Linked DNA regions of Homo sapiens: region 1 is linked to region 2. The links are chromatin contacts, found by Hi-C or POLR2A ChIA-PET in ENCODE. All regions are on one chromosome and are shown on one strand. Each heading gives the region's core, a stretch centred on a gene start or an enhancer-like site at or near the end of the contact. The rest is flanking DNA. Distances are from core to core; before and after follow the strand shown.

Region 1 (5,616 bases), core at 1-2,500, 380 kb after region 2:
GTCCAACCGAAGACAACTCCAGAAAATACTTGCTGGTGGCCAACCTCCAGTTGGTTCTCGCTCTTTCAAACTTATTGAAGATATTCCCCACGCTGTCGAGACAGCAGAACCCATTTTATTTTTAGTGCGCAGAAATTCTTTCACTGTCAAAATGTTTCATGGACACCAACATGACGTGTGGTTTGTAGTTTTCCAGCAATTCTAGTTCTCTTGTCAGAACCACTTCTTTCCCCTGTGTTAGCATGGGTCCTTTGAGGGAGCAGGACCCATGAAACTGGGCAAAGCCAATCACCAATCCTATTCCTCTGGTCACAATGATTGACTCAGAGATGGCCAAATGACCTGTTTGTAACCACGGAGACAGAATGAGACTTTGCTGAGAAGCCTGGGAAAGAGTCAGGCTGCCTTCTGCTGTCCAGGTGATAGAGTTGAGAGCTAGAAGCTTCTGCAGCCTCTCTCTAAACCTAGAAAAGAGCTGCTCTGTGGAAGCTGAGCTGAGAGACGGAGAAAGTTCCCAGTGCATCACTAGAGCCATGTCTTTCCCTAGACTTTTCATTTAAATGAAATAATCACCTTTTCATGTGTGAATCCAGTTTGAGTTGGGGTTTCTACCACTTGCCACTACGATATCAACACCTGCCACACAGGATTGTTGTGTAGATGTAATAAGAAATGAAAGAATCCACAAGGAAACACCTAGCACAGCGCCTGGTTTAGGGATGTGCTATGAGCCCCACCCATCTGTGCCAGCAGCGGCAGCCCCAGGAGCGGTCTCACTAGGATGTGAGCTAGGATGCTCAAGGAAAAGCACCAAGCTAGGTCTGAAGGTCTGAAGGTTTGGGAAGGGCATAGAGACCTGCAGAAGAGGAGAAAAAAGGGATGGGAGTTTCAGGCATGAATGTATAACACACACTTGGGGTACACTGAATAGACAGACCAGTGAATAGAATGAGGACTCATGGACAGGAAAATGGTCAACCAGCTGGCCAGGCCGAGGTCTGGATTACTGCAGATCTAGGGTGCAGCTAAAGAGCTTGGACTTTTCCTGTAAGACACAGAGAAATATTGCTGCCTGACTTGACCTGACATATCAGCATTAATCTGACACTTCCCTGGCTACACTCAATGACTTGTCAGAGAGTACATTTCCGAGGCTCCTGCAGTGATGAAGGCCAGACATAGCCCAGGCCTGACCCAGAGAGAGGGCAGTGGATGGAGGGAGAGGCCAGCCTTGGTGCAAATGCTGTGTTCTCACACTGTGCACGTAGTTCGGCTCATGACCTCTTCTGTGCAGGGGATGAAATACTAGCCTTGAAACACCAGATCCCTTATTAGCCTTTGTCCCTGGGCAAGAAGAATGGAGATTCCAGGGCATTTGCTTTGTTTGGCTTGTTGAGTGATTATCAGTTTTCTGTTTCTGTTCTCTCACCACACCCTCTGACTCACCCTGTGTGCTATAGGCGTGGACTTCTTTTCAGAGCTTTATAGCAAATTTCTTTTTCTTCTGCAAATATCTCTTTTTAAATAATGCATTCAACATAATTATAAAAACACTCTTCTGATGTGAAAAATTCTCCACATATGCAGATAAGAAGGGCTTATTTTGAAAAGAAGTCCAAAGCTAGGAACATACAGGCAAGTGTTTTGAATTATAAGAATTGATATGGTTAATTTCATGTGTCAACTTGGGTGGGCCATAGTACCTGGATCTTTGGTCAAACATCACAGGTGTTTCTACGCAGGTATTTTTTGGATGGGACTCTGAGTAAAGCAGATTACCATCCATAATGTGGCTGTACCTTATCCAGTCAGTTGAAGGCCTTAAGAAAAAAGATTGACCTCCTGCTAAAAGGAGAGAATTTTGTCAGCAGACTGCTTTTGGATTTAAGCTACAGCTCTTCTCTGGGCCTTCTGCCTGCCAGTTCGCGCTGCAGAATTTGGACTTAACAGCTGCCATGCTCATGTAAACCAATTCTTTAAAATAAATCTCTTTATCCCTGCATATTTATACACACACATACATGCTATTGATTCTGTTTCTCTGGAAATCCCTAATACAAGGATAAATTTTTAAAAATTCCTACAAGCATTTTGGTTGGGAAATCAATGACTCAAACAGCCCTACCCCCACCAAAAAGTAGGAATAACAGAATATAGAGTTCTCTTTGCCATCCTTAATTGTGATTTTTGCTTTCTTTTTGACACTTGTTATGTAAGAGATTTTTGTCAATTTCCAAGAATAGCTTTTCAAATTTAAAATTTATTTCTTTATTTATAATTTTCTAGTATTAGAGAATGTAGACTGTATGCTTTCTGCTTTATGAAAATTTTAAGAATTTTTCTTATGGACTCATAGAAGTCTCACTGTTACCACAATTTTTGTAATGTCTCATAAATAGTTGAATGAATAGTATATTCTCTCTTTGTAGGGTAGGGACTTTGATAGGATAGAAAATTCTATACATCTACTAGATTATTGAAATACTCAATAACCTTTTTTTATTTGTCTAGTAAACTGTCAGATATGGAAAGTGATATAGTGAAATAACCTCCATAATAGTCATCCTCTGATTTCTCATGCATATGAACTATTTGGCTTTATACATGTTGGTACTGTATAAAGATACAGATAAAGTATATATAGATAAAGATTCTTGGATACAGGGGCATATTTTTCTATAATATAATATAATTTAATAATGTTAATATGACCCTACTTCATATTTTTTTTACTTGAATTAGATCTTGTTTAGAATTAATATAACCTCCTCCATGTAGTTAACTTTGTTCTCTAAAAAATTTTGCTTTGCTTTCTTCTGTTTCATTTTGTTTCAAGCCTCTTATAAGCAGTAACTGTGATTGCATTTTAAAAGTCTTTGTTATTTAACTCTCAGACTTTAATCCATTTATACTTATTCTTGCAATTAGTATGATTAGTTTTATTTCTTTTTTATGCTTTCTGTTATTTAGACTTCTTTATTCTTTATGGTTGTTTTTCTATATAAACTATATTTTGTTTTTAATATAAAAATTAACATTTAAAAATTATAGTAGTTTTAGCAATATTATTTAATCCATAGTTTTTTGAATCATTAATTCCATTTGAAATGATGTTTTTGACACCGTCTCTATTGAGACACACCATTTTGTACCTTTCTACTTCACTATACCTTCTCCTTCATGTTTTCTGTGTTTATATGATCGGCCTCTCACCCCAAGCCACTGTGTGTGTGTGCCTTGTGTTCCAACCCCGGGAGTGCCCTTGGGATGCTTTCCACTCCTGTTCTCCATCTACTCCATCAGTGGGCTCTCATAGCACCTCTTACTTTCCTTCATAGCATTTATCACAGTTTTTAAAAATTACACATCCATTTGATTAATACGTATATACCCTATGAGGGCAGATACCATGTCTGGATTGCTTACCATGGTAACTCCAGCTCTAGGCAGAGTAGCAGGCACATCAGACAACAAACTAATATTTGTTGGGTTCATGAATAAAGAAATGAGTGAATAACTGCTTATGGAAGCATAAATTGGCCAACATCCTGAAAAACTACACAGCACAATATATCAGGAGACTTAAAGATTGCATATTTCTGCATACAAAATCATACTCTTAGGAGTCTGTCACGGCGAAATCATCAGAAACAGGCACAATGATTTGTGTATAGTTGTTTATGAAAATGTTTTAAAAATCATTATTTCTTTTTTTGTATGCTTTCAGAAGTAATCATGCTCACTATAAAACATTCAAATAGGGCCCTGCATGGTGGTTCACGCCTGTAATCCCAGTGCTTTGGGAGGCCAAGGTGGGAAGATTGCTTGGGTCCAGGAGTCCAAGACCAGCTTGAGTAATGTAGCAAGATCCTGTCTCTACAAATTTTTTTTTTAACTTAGTGAAACATGGCGGCACACACCTGTAGTTCTAGCTACTTGGGAGGCTGAAGCAGGAGGATCACTTGAGCCCAGGAGTTCCAGGCTGCAGTGAGCTATGATTATGCCACTGTACTCCAGCCTGGGCAACAAAGAGACACCCTGTCTCAAAAACAAACAAACAAAAAGCATTCAAATAGTGCATCAATATAAAATGTAAAAAGCAAAATTATATTATCATATTCAAGATATAGCTATTATTAATTGATTGGTATAATTTTCTCCAAATAGTTTTCCTTGCATATATTGACATTATTATAAGAATTTTTATAGTAGTTTTTTCCAAAAATGGGATTTTAGAAACATATTTAATCTTCCTTAATGATTCAAAATGACACTATTTGCCTCTCAAATATATTCCTAAATACATATAAATCCATTTCAGTATACCATGATATATTTCCCCCAAACTCTGTACTGCTCTACACTCTCAGCCAAGGAGATCAACAGAGCAGGTTCAATTGTTCACTCTTGGCCAATGAGGGTTTGTGCTCCCTACTGCAACTGCTTTCAGCCAGTGAAATCTCCATAGGTCTATCAGAATTGTTCCATAAGATATGTAATTTACATTCCTGTGACTTCTCTTTCTTTAATTACTTTTAAATTCTGGCAGAAAGTGTACCTTTCTATTGACTAGCAAAGGGTTTATGGGTGATTGTGCTGCACCTGGCCCAAAGAAATAGATGAGAATCGTGCCTGATGTTGGAAATGTTATGAACATTCAAGGTACTTTAATGTAAATGGTAGGGGAAACAGAAGATAGAGATTAACAGACAATTAGTGATTGTGGAAATTCTTTGACATTATGAAGAGCATCATAAACAACACGTTAGCCTAGAAGGATGGACCTATAATTATATAAGCTGTAGCTGAAATCATGCCATGATTTCATGGAATTTAAGGAGCAGGAAAAAGCAACTGCTCATGTAGAATGTAAAAACTGCAGCTCCTTCAAGGCAGGGCTATAACAACTTGTATAAGCAGCTTACTCAGCCAGAGCCACATTTCCAGGAACTAATCAGTCCCCCATATTAAATGGAGTATATGTGTACAGTACAAAGTATCTGTATTATCCTTTTAATTTTTAACTTTATAATATATCAGTATATTCTGGACATCTTTCCATGTTAGAATGTGGATATTCTATCTAATTGTTTCTAAAGACTCCATAATATTCCTTTGTATTAGTTTACCATAGTTTATCAGGTTCCCTATTAATGGACATTTGGGTTGTTTCTAATTTTCTATATTAGAAACAATACTGCAATTGCCATATTAATATACACTTCTATCTAGTTTTTGAGACTGTTTTTCCATGTCCTCACCAACATGAGGAATCATCAAATGTTTTAAAGATTTTGTAACTTACAAGTGAAAATAATGATTTTCTTGTTTAATTTGCAGTTCTTCAATATTAATACAGTTGCTCTTGTAGGACATTTATGATTCAAATTCTATGAGCTCCTCATTCATGTTATCTGCCCATGTTTCTTGTGGGTATATTTATACCACTAAGAACTTGGAAATAACCTATATGTTTAATCAATTTCATACAATAAAATATTATGTAGTCATTATAAATTATATTTTCAAAGAATCTTTAATGATGGAAAGATTCACTATATGATAACTGAAAGAGCCTGTTGGGGTTGGGGGCTAGGGGAGGGATAGCATTAGGAG
Region 2 (6,161 bases), core at 580-3,079:
TACGTCTTCATATCTTTTGAGATAGTCTTTTCTTATTTACTTATAAAAGATGGAGTTGACGCTGGCATCAACACACACACACACACACACACACAGACACACAACACACAAGTCCCTGTACATAACTTTATTAACCCAGATATGGAATCTTGGCTTAGTTACGTGCTGTGTGACCTTGGGCAAGTTACTTAACCTCTCTAGGCCACAATGTCCAAGTACCTGGGACAGGGTCTGGCTTACCAACATGGTACAGGACGGCACTTTTAAAACCAGGGACTCGACTTGGACGTGCGAGTCAACAAGGTACAGGACACATTTCTCTCCGGGGAAATCTTGTGTGGGCGCCGAGGCCCGGACGTAGCAACCAAACGTCGGGAAGAGGCGCCAAAAGGATGCTGGGCCTGGCTCCTTGAAGCCCGGGTTTTCCCTTTTGAGAGCCACAACCAAGAAATAAAAATCTAGCAAAGAGGGGGCCACTTTCTGCGGCGAGATACGCCCTCTCGGCCGCTCCTCCAGCTCCCAGGCCCCCTCCCTACTCGACGGTGAGCAGCGCCGCGGCCCGTGCAGCCAGACGCGCGGGGTGCGGCGGGGCCCCGGGGGCCGGGGTGGGGGAGGCGGAGGGTGGGCCCGCGGTCACGTGAGTCGGGCCAGCTGCTGCGGGGGGCGGCGGGCCCCAGCGCCGGGAGTCTGGGTAGGGGGAAGCGCCCGGCGGCCGCCTCCGCCACTGCAGCTGCAGCCCCCGAGGTCGCCGCAGTAATCCGGACCCGGCAGCACCCGCACCCTCGGCGGCCGCAGCCTCAGCACCGCAGAGCGGAGAGCGGAGCCCGGAGCCCGCCGCCCCAGGTGAGCCGCGTCTGGGAGCGCAGGGCGTTTGCAGCGCTGCTTTCCCGGCGGTTTCACCCCACCCGCCATCGCCACCTCCTGCGTTTCATCTCCTCCCGCTGTCCCTCCGAACCCGCGGGTAGCGTTACCCCAGGCCGATTCCCGGTGCTGGCCCGGGCGGGCTGGGAGCCTGGGGGCGGTCAGAGGAGAGGTGGCCTCGGCCTGAAGCCGGGGTGACTCGGCTCGGGGACTGCGGGGGTGCAGTGGAGGGATGCCGGCCCCGGGCTCCCGCACCGCAGCCGGGTTCCCCGCGCTGCTCTTCCTGGGTTTCCTTTTCCTGGCAGCCAACCTGCTGCCCACTGGGATGTGCCTGTGGGCCCCTGGCCTCGCCACCCTGGGGTCTGGGGCGAGCCGGGCACCTTCCCCGAGGTGCCGTACCTGCTGCGCGGGCGGGCGCCGCGAACATGGCTGCCCGGAGACGCCCGCCGCCTTCGGCCCGGCTCTGCCAGCGCGTCCAACTCGCCCGCGGCCGCCGCACCGTGTCCCGGAGCAGCCCTCCCCGCTAGGCCGACGCGCGCGGGCCGCCCCTGGGTTCTCCGCGGGCCGCGCGTGGGACTTGACACAACTTCCCTCGAGCCGCACCCGGGCGTTCTCCGCGGGGCGCCGGGCGGGGCTGCCGAGAGGCCGGCTTGGTCGGCCTCTGCCTCCTCGGCTCGCTCTTGAGGCGTCGAGTATTTGGCGACCTCACTCGCGAGGGCCGAGAGAAATGTGGTCTGCAAAGCAGGAGGGGCGCTTGAACTTTAGAGAATTGGCGAGAACTCGGATTTGGGAATAAAAATGTCCATGAAAACATCGAAGGAAACTGTTACCTGCTTTGACTCAAAGCTGACCTTGTAGGGTTCTGTTAAATAACGTGGCTTTTCTGGATTTTCTGTCTGATTCTAGCATGCAAGTCCTTGACTTACGCTTGCGTCCGGCAGCCGGGTGGGGTGGGTGCGTGCGTGTGTGTGTGCGCGTGTGCGCGTGTTGTGTTCCCAGCCTGGTTAGAAGATGCATCAGTTGCGGAGGAAACCTATGCTAATTCAAAATGGCAGCATGAAAAATAGGCCAGGCGGAAGCAGCACAGACCACAACCATCAGCTGCCCCCTGACTTAAGCCTCAGGGAGGGAATTAGTGTGAGTCAAGGCTCATCCGGGTATGGAGTAGAGAGTGATTCTTGGAGCTGGCTAGATTTTAGGGTGCTGCAGGGTCCTGGGAGTTGTTAAGTGGGAAGTTTGGAGAGCTGTAATTATTTTTCCTAACTTATCAAAAGATGATACAAAACCTAGTTAAAACTCTACGGTTTTGTATGATTTTCTCCAGGCTCAACTAAAGTTGACTCTGTGGCTGCTGATGTCTTTTTGATGCACAACCTGGAGGTCGTTTGATACCTACAAGCTCTTAAAAGAGATGTGTGCACATTGTAAACATCATCCAAGAGCAGTGCACATAACAAATACCAGGTTCTTAGATCAAGTTTCATTGGAAGAACTGATTTAGCGACACGAGGAAGCACCCAGGCATGAGGAAATGGGAAATTCTTGAAAGGTGACTCATTTTAGAATTTTTTTTTTTTAAACAGCCTTTCTTTCCCTTTTCACTTCCGTGCTGCCAGCCATCTTGTCTTTTGGGAAGGAGATACATGAGGAGGCAAATGCTTCAGGGATAATGGAATAGAGGAGGATGAGCTAAGGTCGGGGGGCAGAGGTGGAGGCAGTCTTAAGGAGCCTGCTGTCAACCCCCTTTTTACAGCAGGAAGGCTGAGGCCAGCGGGGCGAATGGACGCCAAGATCATATATCTGGCTGTCAACTGGCAGTGAGAACCCAAATCCAGGTCTCATAACTCCCCCGGGTTCCACATGCTACCTTTTAGAGCCTGGGGGAGAACAGCAAGTCTGTCATTATTAGGAAGGCAAACACTTCGAGCAATGGGAAGCCAAACTGTAATATGAATTACAAAGTCTATAGGTGTTTAAAGTCAATGACAACACCTTAATTTCCTAATTCAAGACTTTTAACTTCTTAAGCTGTATCTACCTCATGTTCACATTTTCCAGTGGTGAAACTGTTTCTATAGTTAAGAACCAAAAACATTATTTTAGTAAAGTCTTTGAGGCAAGAAGTACATTTTTTGATTAAAAATTGAGTTGCTTGTGTTTGTGGAGAACCATTAGGCCAGTTTATTTTGAAAAGGAACCAAAGTAGGCCATGCATTTCATTTTTTTCGACTGTTTCTAATTTTAAGTAAAAGTAAATAACAAGCCTATTGTAAACATAACTTTGAAGCAGTGAAGACAGGCTTTTCCTATGATTTGCATTTGACTTTTCTGAGTCATGAGTCAGTGACCTTAGATCTACTAAAGCAGAGCTAGAAATTGTGCATGGGTTAGTGTGAAGAGGTGGTGAAGATGTGGAAAACGTTTCTTCTGGGCATCTGAACCTTCACAGCCAGTGATGTGCAGAGGGAGAAGGTGGCAGGAGGCAGGGAACAGGGAGAATGTCTTGAGGCAGTGGAACAGATAGGAGCTAAATATGAATATATATATCGAAGTGAAGACAGATGCTGATGTGACATGTGCCATTTAGAAAACTAACTTGCAGCCGGGCGCGGTGGCTCACGCCTGTAATCCCAGCACTTTGGGAGGCCGAGGCGGGCGGATCACGAGGTCAGGAGATCGAGACCATCCTGGCTAACACGGTGAAACCCCGTCTCTACTAAAAATACAAAAAATTAGCCGGGCATGGTGGCACGCGCCTGTAGTCCCAGCTACTTGGGAGGCTGAGGCAGGAGAATCGCTTGAACCCGGGAGGCGGAGGTTGCAGTGAGGCGAGATGGTGCCACTGCACTCCAGCCTGGGCGACAGAGCGAGACTCCGTCTCAAAAAAAAAAAAAAAAAAAAAAAAATTAAAAAAATTAGAAAACTAACTTGCATTAGAGGATGAATGTGAAGATATGCCAAAGATATTTAAAATAGCAAGTTGTAAAAATACAGAAATGCATGCAATTTGTGTCTGTTGAAGAATAAGAATACAGATAAACAAAAGTTATTTTTTTTTAAATCCGTTTTCATTAGAGTCTAGATCTGTGCTGTTTCATCTGGTAGCCACCAGCCTCATGTGGCTATTGAGCACTTGAAATGCAGCTAGTTTGTATTGAGATATGCTGAGTGTAAAATATACACACAATTTCAAAAATTTAATATGAAGAAAGAATTTAAAATATCATTAATAATTTTATATTGATTTTATATTGAAGTAACATGTTGGATATATTGGGTAAAATATATTACTAAAAATAATTCCATGAGTTTCTCTTTACTTTTAAAAATGTGGCTACTAGAAAATATAAAATTGCAAATATGGTTCGCATCTGTCTTGCTCTCTCTCGAGACAGGGCCTCCCTCCGTCACCCAGGCTAGAGTGCAGTGGCACGATCTCGGCTCACTGCAACCTCTGCCTCCAGGGTTCAAGCGATTCTCCTGCCTCAACCTCCTGAGTAGCTGGGATTACAGGCGTGCGCCACCACAGCCCGGCTAACTTTTGTATTTTTAGTAGAGACAGGGTTTCACCATATTGGTCGGGCTGGTCTCGAACTCCTGACCTCAGGTGATCTGCCCGCCTCGGCCTCCCAAAGTGCTGGGATTACAGGCATGAGCCACCTCGCCCAGCCCTTGGATTATATTTCTAGTGGTTTTTAACAGGAACTGGAGGGTGGCTGAGCTCATAATGCTGTTTGTAGAACTGGGTATGTAAGGAGAAGTTAAAACAGAAACTGAAAAGGGGACAGGATGGACGGAAAAGGGACTACAAGAAGTGAGTGACCAGGGAAACTGTAAAGGGAGAGAAGGAGTATGTGGTGGGCTGGGACTGCTGAGTATGAGACTATGAAGCAGAATAAGCACACTACGTGGTGATCTAGGACATGGGGACAGTGGAGTGTCAGGGTCTATGGTGGTGGGACTTCAGCTAGGATGGAGAAATAGCATGGCTAACATAACTGCACAGTGCATTGGAAAGTAACTTCCTCATTCTGACACATCTGTGTTCCCATATCGAAATGAGATGAATACACCCCAGTACAGTGAGAGGGCCCTGGGCTGCAAGTTAGGGGACCTGGGACCTAGCTCTGGTCCCACCTCTAATTAGGAGTTTGGCCTTGAGCACACCACTTATCAGTCTCCTTCCTTTTATTTTTATTTTTATTTATTTATTTTTTGAGACAGAGTCTCACTCTGTCACCCAGGCTGGAGTGTAGTGGCGTGATCTCAGCTCACTGCAACCTCTGTCCCCCCAGGTTCAAGTGATTTCTCCTGCTTTAGTCTCCTGAGTAGCTGGGATTACAGGTGCGCACCACCATGCCTGGCTAATTTTTGTATTTTTTAGTAGAGACGGGGTTTCACCATGTTGGTCAGGCTCGTCTCAAACTCCTGACCTCATGATCCGCCTGCCTCAGTCTCCCAAGTGCTGGGATTACAGGTGTGAGCCACCGCGCCCAGCCCAGTCTCCTTCCTTTTAGGATGAGATGAACAAGAGCTGTCTACCAACTTCACTGGTTATGTTAATCTGTTAGATTTGGCCAAATTACCCAAAGCTACTTTCCCCACACAAGTCAAGACTAGATATTATCAAATTTTTAAATCTTTGTTCACCTTATATATTTAATTGGCTCCTTATTTTAATTTGTAATTCTTTTTTTTTTTTTTTGAGACAGAGTCTAGCTCTGTCACCCAGGCTGGAGTACAGTGGTGCTATCTCGGCTCACTGCAACCTCTGCCCCAGGTTCAAGCGATTCTCCTGTCCCAACCTTCTGAGCAGCTGGGATTACAGGCGTCTGCCACCACGCCCAGCTAATTTTTGTATTTTTAGTAGAGGCGGGGTTTCACCATGTTGGCCAGGCTGGTCTCGAGCTCCTGACCTCAAGACCTCGGCTTCCCAAAGTGCTGGGATTACAGGTGTGAGCCACCACGCCTGGCCCTTTAATTTGTAATTCTCTAATTGTGAGTGAGATAAATATTTTCTAGTAAATATTTTGGCTATTTATAATTGTTCTTCTTTTAACTGGTGCTTATATATTTTGCATATTTTTCCTTTGAGGTGGTCATCTTTTTCTTATTGGTATGTAAGAGCTCTACATATATTAAGGGAAATTATCTCTTTTTCATGTATTTCCTAGTTTCTCATTAAAAAAACTTTGCCTCACAAGAAATTTTAAGTTATTTTATAATCGAGTCTATATTTTCCTTGTTGAATTGAGTTTATGTTTTTGCTTGCTAATGTTATTTAAAAAATTTATCCATAT

What was found. Hi-C counts contacts between places; a loop is a spot of excess contacts on that map. ChIA-PET counts read pairs that join two places held with the same protein, here RNA polymerase II (POLR2A).
Region 1: a loop to region 2 is called in a map of PC-9, with 5 times the contacts of the local background. The contact joins the enhancer-like site here to the promoter of FKBP14-AS1 in region 2. A Hi-C loop is called at or near these places in 1 of 168 maps with a recorded cell type or tissue (PC-9). POLR2A ChIA-PET finds 5 or more read pairs at or near these places in 1 of 52 experiments (BJ).

Annotation. Positions count from the first base shown.
Region 1 is chr7:29,602,160-29,607,775 of GRCh38, reverse strand. No RefSeq gene overlaps it. Among named protein-coding and RNA genes, the nearest start is that of PRR15, 41 kb to the right of the region's middle. Within about 2 kb of position 1,250, at least 7 of the 41 ENCODE cell types and tissues checked have a DNase peak (open chromatin) inside an H3K27ac peak, as active enhancers do; they include PC-9, where a contact is called at or near this core.
Region 2 is chr7:29,984,324-29,990,484 of GRCh38, reverse strand. It overlaps FKBP14-AS1 (FKBP14 antisense RNA 1), which reads right to left and starts at 1,829. Exons shown (of 3, transcript NR_187577.1): 1 at 1,692-1,829. It overlaps SCRN1 (secernin 1), which reads left to right and starts at 684. Exons shown (of 8, transcript NM_014766.5): 1 at 684-843. RefSeq lists silencers at 558-897, 918-967, 978-1,247, 1,338-1,457.